Regions from separate parts of the Homo sapiens genome. Here regions 2 and 3 are each linked to region 1. A link is a contact called in ENCODE Hi-C or POLR2A ChIA-PET data. All regions are on one chromosome and are shown on one strand. The core of a region is the stretch at or near the end of the contact, and the rest is flanking DNA. Distances in the headings are between cores, read along the strand shown.

Region 1 (5,159 bases), core at 1,419-3,918:
CCCTAAATTTTTCTTTTAAAAAATCCTCTGCAGTTGACCTCATTGTTCACCATTCTGCAGATGAGAAAGGACTCAATTGTTTTCAGCTGAGAGTTCCACATAGCAATCACAATAATGCCAGAATCATACAAACCACTGAATTAAGGTGGCTCCCCAACCCGCTATCACCAGGCTGTTGACAGGCGAAGAGCTGAAGCCATCTTTGATATATATTTCCCATCCTCTCTTCCCTGGAATGTTATTAGGCACATTAGGTTCTAACTGGAGCACTAATCATTGAATCATTTATTATTCTGCACATGCCCCTTACTGGTAGTCAGTGAAACTCAGATGAGAATACCCCACCCAGGATTTGATTGTGATGACACATGGCAAGATGTCAAGCATCTCCAGAGGCCTTAGATGTTTGGCCTATTGCCATTTGAGAAATGGCCTCTGATTTTCATTTAGACTTCATGAGGATGTTGCAAAAAATTGTTCTTATAACTGGTGCTATCTGTAATTCTTAATGGTAGTCTTGGAAATGTGGTAGCATTGTACAGTTGGGCTTATAGTCTCTGAAGAATCTTTGCTGTCTCAGAAGAACTCAAGGAAACTGAATTTCCAGACCTGGCAAAGATCCATTTTTTAAAACTGCTTGTTTAGCCTTGTTGCCTTGAGTCAAATAAAGCAAGTTACTTTATGAAGCATGAACAATGGCAGAAACATATCATTAAAATGTTAATTTAATTTGACTTGTTGAGGTAAGAATTCAGACAGTTTGGTTTACCGAAAAGAGACTGGGATTAGTGGTACTGTTGTTGATCTGGAATGAATCTGGTCATGTGAATGAGAGTTCTAAGGCAAAGAGAATGGGTGTAGTTATGAAGACTTTCTACCTTTGCTGTAGGTTCAGGACTAAAGTATAAAATGTGCTTTCTTCAGTTGTTCATTTTGTACTTTTGACACACATTAAATCCACTTTTAAGAGGTAGGTAAATTTAATATGTATTTGGCTGATAAGTTTAAATTTGTGATCATATGTTTTTCATTTATTCCTCCCTTTTCCTCACTTCTCTGAACCAAAATGGGATGAAGGTCTCATTCTCAAATGCTGTGATCTTGTTTTGCAAATCACCAACGGGTCCATCGTATAAGTTAAAACTTTGCAGGCCCAGGTGTCACAAGAGTATTCTTTTCTATTTGCCAAGATAAAATCCCGACTTATGGCTTGGGACCATATTGTAAAATGTAAATAACATTTTAATGAGTACTATAGAGGAAGACTTTGCTGGGCCAGTTGCCCACCACTGAAGGGCTGGATTTAAGTGTACCTTGGGTTATAATGAAACTAGTTTGGTGGTCTTAGCCTCCCTAGTAGACATTTTCCCACATTAGAAAACCAGCACAGGATTTCATGCAATTCCGTACAAAGGACAATTGCAGTTCTGCTCAAAACCAGAACTGGAGTGTGGATGGGGTAACTAGAGGAGAAGCTAGAGGAGGAAGAACAACAGGGAGCCTTTCAATCCAAAGTTAAACTCCTGCCTAGATTTAGGAGGAAAAGGGAAGGGGAAAAATAATTGCATATGTATTTTTATTTCTGTCCACATTCTGTAATCTCAAATACCATCTGAAGATATCTTCTCCTTTCCATTTCCTGCACTGTCCATGTTCTTGACTCTGTGAGAATATGTATTTCAAAAACTTTGACTAAAAGCATTGTGTTAACCTCTCTATACTAGTAACTCCAGCTCCTGGAGCTGTAGGACTCAACACCCACATCTCAACTAGATTCCATAGAAATTGTATTCATGTGTTTCTTACCTCTCCTGATTCCAAATTCATCTTTTCTAACTAGCTGCATCTCACTTGTCCCTTAACCAAGGTGCCGTCCCAGTTCCCATAGGGGGCCCTTTGTAATGACAGGTACACACCTTCATCTCTTAGTTTTTGCACTAGTCTATATGGAAGTTAATGCCTAATCATATACATTTGATACTCTATTACTGTTCTAATTGACTGACTGAAAGTATAAGCCAACCTTTTAAAGCTAGAGGAAGAAAACCCCAAGCGTAAGATGCTACACTCCTGACCTCACTATACTTCAACGAAAGAGAATTATTCAGTCCTTTTTCTCTTTGGAAAAAGACTCTGGCTCTAAATCCCTTAATGATTCTACCTGATTTAAATCTGACTATAATCCTGCATGGTAAATTAAGATTCTGCACCTTTTCACCCTTGCTTTTGGAATAATGTGTCTAACCCAACACCTGCCTAAAGAGATCAGATCCTCTAAATGATCCAAAGCCATTCTGCTTGGGAATGGAAACCGTAGCATCAGCTCCAAGAGAAGCAAATGGTGCTAACTCCCTCTGACTCGGACAGTGCTTCCACTCATGGGGGCTTCATAAGTGGTTGCATTTAGAGACCCGCTCCCTGAAAAAAAGGATATCTGTTTCTTCCAATTGCATGTGGAGTTCCCTGAACAGTCATTACAGGTCTCTTCCAGCATCCCCTTCCCTTCAATGTCCCCCACCCCCATTCCCACTCCCAGTAAAATTAGACAAGCCTATATTCTACTTAGAGGAAGAAGGTATTGTCCCTGGGAGGTTCCCAGGTCCCCAGCCATTAGAAGAAATCTCCAGGTCTGTCTCAGCACAGTACTTCCCTGTAGCAGGATAATGTGCCCTTCCTGGAGCTGGGCCGACTTTGCCCTAAGGTTACATTTCTACACAAAGAAGCCTTTAAGGGTGCTGTTGCAGGCCTCCACACTGGAGGTTTATATCTGTCAATCTTAGAAAAAAAGGAGGCTGTAATAAAACTGCAGGAGCCAGCAGTGGGGGATTACAACTCCAGGATCAGAGGAGGTCTGCCTCACAGCCCCGCTAGATGCTGAGATTGGCCTCTCTGAGGATGGAGAACAATAAAGCGGAAGGAATTTAAGTCAATTGGCTGCTGGATTGCATTAGCAGGACTCAGAGAAGGGGCACTTGCTGAGGGTGGTGCCTGGATTCTTGGCCGCTGCCCTTGTGCCAACCAAGCTGGGAGATCCAGAGTCTGAGGGAATGAGAAAAGTTCACCCAAGTCCAACAAGTTGGGGAGGCCTGTGGCATGCAGACACCCAAATTGGAGACTGTGTGTGCTGCAGCCATTGCAGCTCCAAGTGTAATTTAGTTGATTTACAGTTAATATGAGCAAATATTAATTAAGGTTTCAGTGAGTGACCATGATAGGCAGAAAAACAGGAAATACATCAGAAGGTGTGCTGGAACACTTTGCAAAGAAAACAGGAGGAAAAGCAAAAGTAGTGGCCTCTGGGAGCTGGGCAAAGAGAGTATTGGGGGAGTCTGAAAGTGGACCTGCCTGGTGGAAGGCATGCAGGTGGGGGAGGTGGAGTAGAGAATAGAGAAGAGAATAGCTGAGACTAGAGAGGACATCACTGACACCTGCCCAGCAGCTCTGCAGCCTTGAATTTGGCAGTGTGGTCCTGATGCCTGCATGGAAGGCTTGTTGGACCCAGCTTGAGAGCTTCCTAAAATATCCTTGGGCCTGATGCAATATCACTTTGTGATGGCACTGCATTGCGATGTGGTGACAGGATAACCTGGTGGTGGAGAGGGAAGGCCTTTTATGTCTTCATATGATTTCATCTGAGAGAGGCCAAATGAGCCCGGCACTCCCAAAGGAGAATGGGTGGGTTGGAAGAGTGGTTAAGCTCTCTGATGTGGAAGGAATAGAGTTCCCGTCCACCCACCCCCACGACAGAGGGCTAGATGCCTGGGAGATGCTCAGTTAGGAGAGGGAAACTCTGGAGGACAATCCCAAGGGGCCTCTCAGCAGTTCACAGGGGCTCTAAAACGCTAAGGGGAGGAAGAGCAGTGTTAACATCAGCCTTCACCTGGAGAAGGCAGCACAAAGAACAGGGCAGCTTCCCCCTAGAATATGCCCTCTGAGTAAGGGAAAAGGAGTTGGATTGGGAAAGGAGAGACGACACAGGCCTAGTGTGGAGAAAGCCACCAGGAGCTCCAGCACTCTCCAAGGTTTGGCCTAGGTCATCTCCAAATAAAAACAGTTTGCCTAGCTCTAGGCAAGCCCTTGTTCTGCATAATGATTTGAATTTTGAAATGTGACTTAAACCTTGCAAAGGAATGCAACTCTTTTCTCCCTCCCCCAGGCCATTCTATCTTTCTTAGAGGGCCAGAGGTGGATCAGAGGGAGGAAGGTTTAAAATTTTAGCCCCTTTACCAAAACATGGAAAGTGTCAACCACTAAGTCTCCCGCCATCCCCGCCCCCAATGCTCAAAGTGTTCAAAACTAAAAGCTACAGCATCTTTTCAGCAAGTAATCAGCACAAGTTGAAAGGCACATGCTGTTGCATTTCTGATCAGATTGTATGTTAAGCAGGAAAATATACCCCCACCCCAACCCTTTTTGGCTAAATGCATGTCTGTTTAAAGAAGCCACCAGGCAGTGCCTCTCACTTTGTCTTGGCAGGGCACAACCATCAGACGAAGTGGGAGGAAGAAACATTAACTTCAACAGCTGTTTCTTGACCCCGGCTGTCAGTCTTCCCAAGAATAAATTTTGGAGAGTCCTATTTGAAACAAAGAGGGAGTTTTGGGGGAGAGAAAAGTTGGTTGGTTCCAGGGCGACCGCCCAAAGAAGCAGGGAACAAGATGTTTGCAGTTACCACGCAGCCTGCAAGCCTCTGCCGGGTGCAGGGATGGAGCAAAGTAACTTGAAAGCTCCCCTCTCGGCGCCCTGTGCCTGCAGCTTCCCCCCCTAACGCGCGCCCAGATCCAGCGCCGGTGGTAGGAGCCGTAGCTCGACTACAGTAATTCCCCAGCTCGGGCGGCTTGAAACTGCTCGGGCTGAATAGCATTTGCTGTTCCGTCCTGCGGCCGCCTCCCGCCGCGGCTGCCGCGCTCCCTGCAAAGCAGCTCTCATTATCCCGGAAGTTGTGCTGACACAGTCTCGCTGCCACCAGAAGTTTGTCAACATCAAACTTCTCCTGTGTGGGGTACGTTCACCTTCCACGAGTATTTAATCGAGCCAACAAGCAAACAAACAAACCCAAATAAACCTGCCCGTGATGTTGTGGTCTTTTTTTTTTTTTTTTTTTTTTTTTTTTTTGCTTTCCTGGAAAGCTGGAGCTGTTAGGAATGTGCTGGTGGGGT
Region 2 (5,159 bases), core at 1,348-3,847, 460 kb before region 1:
TAGTAGGAAGCACTTGAACATCTTAGAAAAATCCTTAAAGCCCTTGGTGAAGAAAAGAAAGGGAAAAATGAACAAAACATATGACATGATCAATCAGATTAGCATCTTCAAAGATTACTTTAGAAGCAGTGTGGAGAGGAGACCAGAACGAATGGAGATGAGTTTGGAAATCACTGCTGAAGTCTGCATGAAACATGATGATAGCTTGGAGTAGATGGTCGCAATGGGGGTGCAGCAAAGTGCTTGGATTTCAGAGACTCCTTTAGGGGGTAACACTGATAGGACTTGCTCCATGCATAGAGTATGTGAAGTGAGAAGTAAGGTGGAGAGAGAAATATCAAGGATGACTCCTAGACTTTTGACTTGCTCAACTAGATGAGTTGGGTGCCACTCCAGAGATAGTAAACCCTGGAAAAGATTCACAAATAAAAAACCGTGTGTGTGAGATGTTCCAAAATAATACATGGACGTGTGAGATAGAGGATTACTCAGATAGCTTCAAGACTTTAGACTTAAGGGACTGGAAAAATAATGGGGCCACTGACAGAAGTAAGGATAGTGAGAATATTTCATCTTTCTTTAAATATTGAGAAGACATTTTGGAATCCAGCAGTGCCTAGGGGTCATAGAAATGCCTTGGGGGCCATGACTGGGATTGCAGTAATGTGGCTAAAGAGATAATGCTGGCCTATAAAAAACTCTGAGAAAATCCCAGAGAAATCAGTTTTATATTACTACACAGATTCAGTTACACCTTGGCTAAATAATGTCCCCTGCTTATGTGGTGCCTCAGGTCACCATAAAGTGTTTAACACAGGCGTTATTCATGTTGCCCAAACCAACTTTATCATACAGGTTTTCTTAATATTAGTAACATTATCAGTTATTAATATTATACTACTAATAGTAATGTAACTATTAAGGTATAGAGTAATTGATTGTCAATTGGATCTTTCCATGGTTTCCAAAGATGTCAGGTCATAGAAATGATGACAATTGCAGGTGGGCCATTGTTTCTCCATCACAAGACAGAGGCACTAAGCAAGGTAACTAAAAGTCACTTCAGTGGTCTCATAATGTATTCAGTTGCCTTGGAAACAGGCATCATTATTATTAGCAACCTCAGTGGTTTATGTATTATTCTTTTTTCCTATGTGTGGATTAATTTTGTATTCATGTTTCCATTGTTAATATAACCAATCTCAAATCCTGTTAAAAAAAAAAAAGGCTTAAACGAATCATTGATTTCTCACAATTGTGGAGGCAGGGAAGTTCCAAATCGAGGTGCTTGCCCATTGTAGGTCCTAGTGAGGGCTCTCTTCCTGGCCTGTGGATGGCTGTCTTCCTGCTGTGGCCTCACATGGCAGAGAGAAGCTCTCCAGTGTCTCTTCTTATAAGGACATTAATTGTATGGGACCAGGATTCCACTCTTATGACCTCATTAGCCTTAATTCTTCACTCCAAATAGAGTCACACCAGGGGTTAGGACTTCAGTGTATAAATTTCGGTGGGTGGTGTGGGGGATATAATTCAGTCCTTAATAAATGTTTTTGCCATTTTTACTGTCATTCTGTCACAAGAACACAGTGGAGTTTTCCAGAGACTACATAAGGGTGTGGTAGCAGCAGGGTGAATGCAGAAGCAGGTATGAGTAGTCAGCAATCCTCCACTAGCCAGACCTTAGAGAGACTCGCCAGGATGTAACCTTTATCACCACTCCTCTCGCTACACTTTTGTTCTTGTGGAAAATAGTTATTTCTTAATTAAAAATGTTATGCTAACAATGTAGTCCATTTCTTTTTTAAAAATAATTAAAAATTTTAAATTTCCATTACGGTAAATGTGATATAAATAGCCTACATAAACAAAAGCTGCCTGGGTGCGGTGGCTCATGCCTGTAATCCCAACACTTTGGGAGGCTGGGGCCTCCCAACACTTCAGGATCACTTGAGTCCAGGCGTTTGAGACCAGCCTGGGCAACATAGTGAGACCCCATCTCTACAAAAGCAAAACAAAACAAAACTCCCAAAGTCAGCTGGGCCTGGTGGCGTGCGTCTGTGGTCCTAGTTACTCTGGAGGCTGAGGTGGGAGGATCGCTTTAGCTCAGGAGGTCGAGGCTGCAGCGACCTCTGATGGCGCCACCGCTCTCCAGCCCGGGAGAGAGCTCAACAACAACAACAACAAACAAACAAACAAAAAACCCCGCAGAAGCTCTCTGGGCTCCTCACTTGTTTAATGGAATGAAGGAGTCCCGAGAGCCACACATTTGGGAACCACCGGTCTCGGCCATGCCCAGCGCGGGCGCACTGTTGCAACACCCCTATCCCTGGCTGCGCAGGGTTCAGCTCTCCGCAAGTACCTTCCTCGCCTTCCTACCCCCCCCAGCCCCCAGCCGCCGCCGCTCCCGCAGCCCCGGTCCCGCGCCTCCCCGCAGCCCCGGCGCCCGCCTACCCGCCAGGCAGGCGGTGGTGTCGATCCACTTGAGCAGCTGCCCCGCGCTCAGCTCGCCGCGCGCAGTGGCGTGCGCCGGCTGGATGGCTTGGCTCATGACCACCTCGCCGGGCGCCGGCCGCTCCATGGCCAGGGCGAGAGCGCTACGCCTGCGGCCCCCGACACCCCACCATGCCCGCTCCGCCCGCCCCGCCCTCCCCGCCCAGCTCCAGAGGGCACTGGCGCCGCCCGCCCGGGCCGCGAACCCCTGGCCGCCAGGTGGTGGGAGCTGCGAGTGAGGGGGCCCGCACTGTCATCCCAGGACTATCGCGAGTGGGGGAAAACCAGCGCTCTCGGGTCTCAGGAGAAGTCTGGGAAGTGCGCGGGGAGGGGGCTCCCGGGTAGACAGGTCTGGAAGGCGGCTCCCCGAGAGCCGGAGCGCGAGGAACAGCTTTTGAGATAAAAAAGCTGTTACACTTTCTAGAGCTGCTATCAGTGACTGTACAAAGCAGTCCTCATTAGGGAAACAGTGTCTCCAGAAAACCTCCAGCATCTAATGGATTGGTGGATGTCTGACTGTCAGGGGAGGCTGCTCCAGGGAGCACATTTACGATGGAGAACTGGAAACCCGGAGAAGTGGAGCAAGCAGCTGAGGTGATAGGAGCCGATAAGCGACCCGATCACCTGGCTGGAACCCAGGGCTCCTGACTGTCCGGAATAGCACGAAGAAGCCTAGCCGACTCTCACGAATTGGTGGTGCCTTTTCATCCTTATATTTTTGGCTTGCCAAGCCTCAGCATGGCGACATCAGAATGGAGATTCTGGTATTTTTCTTTCCTTTTTAAAAGATTTTTTTTAAAATGAAAGTGAAGAAATAAGGAAATGTTGACTTGATAGCTTTTAGGAGCCTCTGTGTATAGGTTTCAGGACAATCCAATCATAAATAGGAATTGCATGTTTTCACTGAGGCAAGCATGAAGTCTGACTTATATAAAAGGCATTAAAATAACTTTTAAAAGCAAACAAAAACTTGTGCATCCAAGATGGTCCCATTATGTAGCTATACACTTATTTCAATGATAACGTTATTACATCGCTTTTGGCACTCCTCCTTGGAAAATGCCTTTTTAATGACTTCTGTATTGAGAAATCATAATTTAGGAATTGATAGATTATCATATATTCACTCCATCTACCAATAACTCTGTGAGAGTCATTTATTGACCTTGGACTTGGCCATGTGGCTTGCTTAAGAATGGAATGTGGAGAGATAGCAGTGTACCACCAGTCTTGCCTTTAGAAGCACCGTGTTTCTGTTCTCAGGAACATCTGACCTCTGCCATGAGGTCAAGTAGCTGCCTATTAGCATCTGGGTACCAGACTGAATTCACGTATTGCAGAGGCATCTCAGCCAGCCGGAGGACTCACAGCCTGAAGCAGAGCAACCCAGCAGACATGAAGACTCTTGAGTGAGACATAACTACTTATTGTTGTGTGCCACTGTGATTTTGGGGGTTGTCTGTTATGCAGCAATAGCTGACAGTTACATGAGTGAACTGTATTAATATTTGGGAAGTTTATTAAATTACTGGAAATAAAGTTTGCATTTAGGCTGGGTTGTATTATTTTGGGTAAAAAGTGGTGACTAAAGTGGTGATATTGAATTATGTGTATGGTTGTATACTTGGTTTCTTATAAACTAAAGAAACTTAGGCCAGGCGCAGTGGCTCATGCCTATAATCCCAGCACTTTGGGAGGCTGAGGTTAGGTAAATTGCTTGAGCTCAGGAGTTCAAGACCAGCCTGAGCAACATGGTGAAACCCTCTCTCTACCAAAAATACAAGAATTAGTTGGGCGTGGTGGTGTGTCCCTGTGGTCCCAGCTACTCAGGAGGCTGAGGCAGGAGGATCACTTGAGCCAAAAAGGCAGAGGTTGCAGTGAGCTTGAGTCTCAAAAAAAAAAAAAAAAAAAAAGAAAAAGAAGAAGAAATTTCAAAAATGTTTACGCATAAGTGTAAGAGGATGGGTTTCCAAAATGATTTTCTTGAAGGGGACAGCATGTGTATATTTGTGTGTTTGTCTAGAGATGTTGCTTTAAAAGCAGACATGGTACACAAATTCACTGCTGTGTTTTCTTATCTTTATTATCTCCTGTTTAGATGTCTTCAGATTATGGTTTCATATCTTTTGTTGGTTTCATACTAATTTTCATTTTACTATTCTTGTGTTTTTCTGAATGGTCCCTTTCTTCCTTTTACAATGAAAATGTCATCTGCATGCATGAACATTTGTTACCTCCATTTCTCTCTGGTGTCAAAGATTTTTACTATTATGCTTGAATAAAAGGTCGAGTTTCATTTGTGTTTAGAGACATTTTTGAAGATAAGCAGAATGTGAAGCCAGCTTGATTTTAAAAGTTTGTACACAGGAGCAGGAAAGCTGATCCAAAAAAGTGTGGGAAGTTCCACAATCACTAGAATAACGAGAAAATCTTTAAAATGCTGGAGTGGGAAGGGGAACTGGACAGTCTAAACTCTTATTCTAGAGATGAGGAAATGAAGTGATTTCCTTGGGTCACATTGTAAGGTAGTGGCTGGGTTTTGTGAAAACTAAGAACAAGGAACCTGGAATATAAGTAGAGAGGTAGAAAAAAAAATGCTTTCTCCAGAAACAGAGCCTCTGACAAGAATTTGAGAGCAGACAGTTTATTTGGGAGGAAATTGCAGAAAG
Region 3 (5,159 bases), core at 1,994-4,493, 310 kb before region 1:
GATGATAAGTAATTACAGTAAGGTGTCAGGATACAAGGTTGATATACAAAAGCCAATTGATTTTCTATAAGCCACCAAAGAACAAACAAAATTTGACATAAAAAAACACAGCACTATTTACATTATTACCCCAAAAGATGAAATACTTAGGTATAAATCTAATAAAATTATGTATAAAATTTTACATGAGGAAAGCTACAAAATGCTGATGTGAAAGAAATCAAAGAACTAAATAAATGGAGAGATATTCTATGTTCATGAATAGGAAGACTCAATATCTCAATATTGTCAAGATGTCAGTTCTTCCTGATGTGACCTATAGATTCAATACAATCCCAATAAAAATACAACGAACTTATTTCGTCGCTATTGATGAACAAATTGTAAAGTTTATATGAATAGGTAAAAGATCCAAAATAGTTCAATAAAAAAGGAGAACAAATTTGGAGGACTGACTATAAGGCAACAGTTATCAAGATAATACGGTATTGGAAGGAAAAATAGACAAATAGGTCAATGGAACAGAAGAGAGAGGCCAGAAATAGACCCATATAAATATAGTCAACTGAATTTTGACAAGAGAGCAAAGGTACTAGAATGGAGAAAAGACAGCCTTTTCAACAAGTGTTGCTAGAAAACAGGGATATCCACATGCAAAAAGAGAAAAATGAATCTAAACACAGACCTTACACCCTTTAGAAAAATTACATCAAAATGGACCACAGACATACAAGTAAAATGCAAAACTATAAAACTTCTAGATAATAACATATAATAAAATCAAGATGACCTTTAAGATACAATACCAAAGGCATGATTCCATGAAAAAAAAATTATAACATGGACTTCATTAGAATTAAAAAACTTCTGCTCTGTAAAATACATTGTCAAGAGAGTGAGAAGACAAGCCACAGACTGGGAGAAAATATTTGCAAAAGACATATCTGATAAATAACTGTTACAAAAATATACAAACAACTTTTAAAAATGCAATAATAATAAACAGCCCAATAAAAATGGACCAAAGACCCAGATATCTCAGCAAAGGAGATATACAGATGGCAAATGAGCATATGAAAAGAGGTCCTACATAATATGTTATTGGGGAAATGCAAATTAAAACGAGATTCCATTATATGCATATTAGAATGGCCAATATGTAGATCAATTACAACATAAATGCTGGTAAGGATATGGAGCAACAGGAACTCTCCTTCAAAATGCAAAAGATACAACCACTTTGGAAGAAAATCTGGTAACTTCTTTTTTTAACTTTTATTTTAAGCTCAGGGGTACACATACAGGTTTGTTAGATAGGTAAACTTGTGTCATGGGGGTTCGTTGTACAGGTTATTTCATCACCCAGGTATTAAGCCTAGTACCTCTTAGTTATTTTTCCTGATCCCCTTTCTCCTCCCAACCTCCACCCACCTGATAGGCCCCAGTAACTTCTTAAAAAACTAAATATATTCTTACCATAAGATTCAGCAGTTGCTCTTCTTGGTATTTAGCCAAAGGAGTTGAAAACCAAGTCCATACAAAAGCTTGCACATAGATGTTTACAGTAGCTTTATTCACAATTGCCAAAACTTGAAAGCAAACAAGATCTTTTTAAAAACTTCACCTATGCGCTTAACTCTATCACAGGACAGGAAAAATTACCTTATTTTCAGATATTGTGGTACTGAAACAGTATGTGTTGCTATATCTTAAAAATATTGTACTTTGGGAGGCCAAGGAGGGCGGATCATGAGGTCAGGAAATCAAGACCATCCTGGCTAACATGGTGAAACACCATCTCTACTAAAAATACAAAAAATTATCAGGGTGTGGTGGTGCTCGCCTGTAATCCCAGCTAGGAGAATTGCTTGAACCCAGGAGGCGGAGGTTGCAGTGAACTGAGATCACAACACTGCACTCCAGCTTGGGCAACAGAGCAAGACTCTGTCTCAAAAAAAAAAAAAATTGTAGCAATTGATTTCTGTTTTAGGAAAGATTAGATTCATTTTCTAAAAGGAATTTTGAAACATTTAAAAATTTCGTTAGTTGACTTTCTCCAAAAAAGTGAGGGATTGTGATTAATATCCTTAACGTGCTCTGATCTCACTGGGCTTGTCTGACTTTATTGCTTAATAAAATCCAAATTTTTGGGGGGGATTTCTGTGATGAACATCTAAAGGTTAACTTACCTAAAAATCTTCTTAACTACTGATGACCTATTTTTCTTCTTATGGGGGTGGAGGCTTTGAGTTGGACTGAAGACAATGCTGATGAGACCTGAGACAATTCTCATATGAATTTGTCTGTTCTGCAACTAGGCCACAGGTGGCATCCTTAACTCTAGAAAGACATTTCAAAATTTCAGTGACCATCATGAGAAACAGGAGACAGCTTATTCTGGGATTAAAAAAACCCATCATCACTGAATAGAGACATACCTCACTTTATTGCACTTCACAGATATTGTGGTTGTTTTTGTTATTGTTTGTTTTTACAAATTCAAGGTTTGTGGCAACCATACCTTGAACAAGTCTCCATTCATCATTTATCCAACAGCATGTGCTCATTCAGGTCTGTCACATTTGGTAATTCTTGTAATACTTTATCATTATATCTGTTACGATTATCTGTTATCAGTGATCTCAGATGTTACTATTGTAGGACACCGTGAACCACACCCATACAAGACAAACATAATCCATAGATGGGTGTGTTCTGAGTGCTTTACCTACTGGCTGTTCCCCATCTCTGTCCCTCTCCTCAGGCTTCCCTATTCCCTGAGACACAACAATATTGAAATTAGGCCAATATTGAAATTATAACGGCCTCTAAGTGTTCATGCAAAAGGAAAAAGTTGCACTCTCCCATTTTAAAACAAAAGCTAAAAATGACAATAATATTAAAATTAGGCCAATTAATAACCCTATAATGGCCCCTAAGTGTTTCAAGTAAAAGGAAAAAGTTGCACATCTCTCACTCTAAATCAAAAGCTAAAAATGATCAAGCTCAGTGAGTAAGGCACGTCAAAAGCCAAGATAGGCCGAAAGCTAGTCCTCTTGTACCAAACAGTCAAGTTGTGAATGCAAAGGAAAAGTTCTTGAAGGAAATTAAAAGTGCTACTCCAGTGAAACACAGATGATAAGAAAGCAAAACAGCCTTACTGTTTATACAGAGAAAGATTTAGTGATGTGGATAGAAGATCAAACCAGCCACAACATTTCCTTAAGCCAAAGCCGAATACAGAGCAAGGCCCTAAGTCTCTTCAATTGAGTGGTAAGAGAGCAGCAGACAAAAAGTCTGATGTTGGCAGAAACTGGTTCATGAAGTTTAAGGAAGGAAGCTGTCTTTAGAACAAAACGGTGCACAGTGAAGCAGTAAGTGCTGATGTAGAAGCTGCACCAAGTTATCCAGAAGATCTAGCTAAGATCACTGATTATGGTGGTTATACCAAACAACAGATTTTCAGTGTAGATGAAACAGCCTTCTATTGAAAGATGCCATGTAGAACTTTCATAGCTAAAGAGCAGAAGTCAATGCATGCTTTCAAATATTCAAAGGCTGATTCTCTTGTTAGGCTGGTTCTCTTGTTAGCAGCTAATGCAGTTGGGGGCTTTAAGCTGAAGCCAATGCTCATTTACCATTCTGAAAATCCTATGGCCCTTCAGAATTACACTAAATCTACTCTGCCTGTGTTCTATAAATGGAACAACAAAGCCTGGGTGACAGCACATCTGTTCACAGAATGGTTTACCGAATATTTGAAGCCCACTGTTGAGACCTGCTACACGGAAGTCCTCTGCTGTTCATTGACAATGCATCTAGTCACCCAAGAGCTCTGATGAAGATATACAAGGAGACTGATGTTGTTTTCCTGACTGCAAACACAATATCTATTCTGCAGCCCATGGATCATGGCGTAACTTTGACTTTCAAGACTTATTATTTAAGAAATATATTTCATAAGGCTTTAACTGCCACAAATAGTGAATCCTTCGATGGGTCTGGAAAAAGTAAATAGAAAACCTTCTGGAAAGAATTCATTATTCTAGATGCTATTAAGAACATTTGTGATTCACGGGAGGAGATTAAAATAGTAACATAAACTAGAGTTTGGAAGTAGTTGATTCCAACCCTTGTGGATGACTTTAAGGGGTTCAAGACTTGAGTGGAAGAAGTCACTGCAAATGTAGTGGAAATAGAGGGAGAACAAGAATTACAAGTGGAGCCTGAAGATGTGACTGAATTGCTGCCAATCTCACGATATCAAACTTGACAGATGAGTTGCTTCTTATGGATGAGCAAAGAGAGTGGTTTCTTGAGATAGAATCTACTGGTGAAGATGCTATGAACACTGCTGAAACGATTACAAAAGATTTAGAATATTACATAAACTGAGTTGATAAAGCAGCGGCAAGGTTTAAGACTAAAACTGACTCCAATTTTGAAGTTCTACTGTGGGTCAAATGCCATCAAACAGTATTGTATGCTATTGAGAAATCATTTGTGAAAGGAAAAGTCATTCAATGTGGCAAACTTCATTGTTGTCTTATTTTAAGAAACTGCCACAGCCACCCCAGCATTCAGCAACCACCACTCTGATCAGTCAGCTGCCATCAATATCAAGGCAAGACCTTCCAACAGCAAAAAGATTTTGACTCACTGAAGGCTCAGAGAATTGTTGCCATTTCTTAGCAATAATTTTTTTATTATACTTTAAGTTCTGGATTACATGTGCAGAACGTGCAGGTTTGTTACATAGGTATACACGTGCCATGGAAGTTTGCTGCACCCGTCAACCCGTCATCTACATTAGGTATTTCTCCTAATGCTATCCCTCCCTTAGCCCCCCACCCCGACAGGCCCCGGTGTGTGATGTTCCCCTCCCTGTGTCCATGTGTTCTCATTGTTCAACTCTCACTTATGAGTGAGAACATGCAGTGTTTGGTTTTCTTTTCCTGTGTTAGTTTGCTGAGAATGATGGTTTCCAGCTTCGTCCATGTCCCTACAAAGGACATGAACTCATCCTTTTTTATGGCTGCATAGTATTCCATGGTGTATATGTGCCACATTTTCTTTATCCAGTCTATCATTGATGGGCATTTGGGTTGGTTCCAAGTCTTTGCTATTGTGAATGGTGCCGCAATAAACATATGTGTGCA

What was found. Hi-C counts contacts between places; a loop is a spot of excess contacts on that map. ChIA-PET counts read pairs that join two places held with the same protein, here RNA polymerase II (POLR2A). Pooled maps may share reads with other maps.
Region 2: POLR2A ChIA-PET joins it to region 1 with 12 read pairs in WTC11. The contact joins the promoter of ACOT12 here to the enhancer-like site in region 1. POLR2A ChIA-PET finds 5 or more read pairs at or near these places in 3 of 52 experiments (WTC11 and activated naive CD4-positive, alpha-beta T cell).
Region 3: a map of CD4-positive, alpha-beta T cell shows a loop between it and region 1 (3-fold over the local background). The contact joins two enhancer-like sites. A Hi-C loop is called at or near these places in 1 of 168 maps with a recorded cell type or tissue (CD4-positive, alpha-beta T cell) and 6 of 50 pooled maps. POLR2A ChIA-PET finds 5 or more read pairs at or near these places in 3 of 52 experiments (AG04449, CD4-positive, alpha-beta T cell and OCI-LY7).

Annotation. Positions count from the first base shown.
Region 1 is chr5:81,847,128-81,852,286 of GRCh38, forward strand. No RefSeq gene overlaps it. Among named protein-coding and RNA genes, the nearest start is that of SSBP2, 99 kb to the left of the region's middle. RefSeq lists an enhancer at 4,764-5,159 and a silencer at 4,839-4,898. Within about 2 kb of position 2,669, at least 4 of the 41 ENCODE cell types and tissues checked have a DNase peak (open chromatin) inside an H3K27ac peak, as active enhancers do.
Region 2 is chr5:81,391,537-81,396,695 of GRCh38, forward strand. It overlaps ACOT12 (acyl-CoA thioesterase 12), which reads right to left and starts at 2,598. Exons shown (of 15, transcript NM_130767.3): 1 at 2,452-2,598. The coding sequence starts at 2,578.
Region 3 is chr5:81,535,053-81,540,211 of GRCh38, forward strand. The region is part of intron 4 of SSBP2 (single stranded DNA binding protein 2); the gene reads right to left. Among named protein-coding and RNA genes, the nearest start is that of ACOT12, 140 kb to the left of the region's middle. Within about 2 kb of position 3,244, at least 3 of the 41 ENCODE cell types and tissues checked have a DNase peak (open chromatin) inside an H3K27ac peak, as active enhancers do.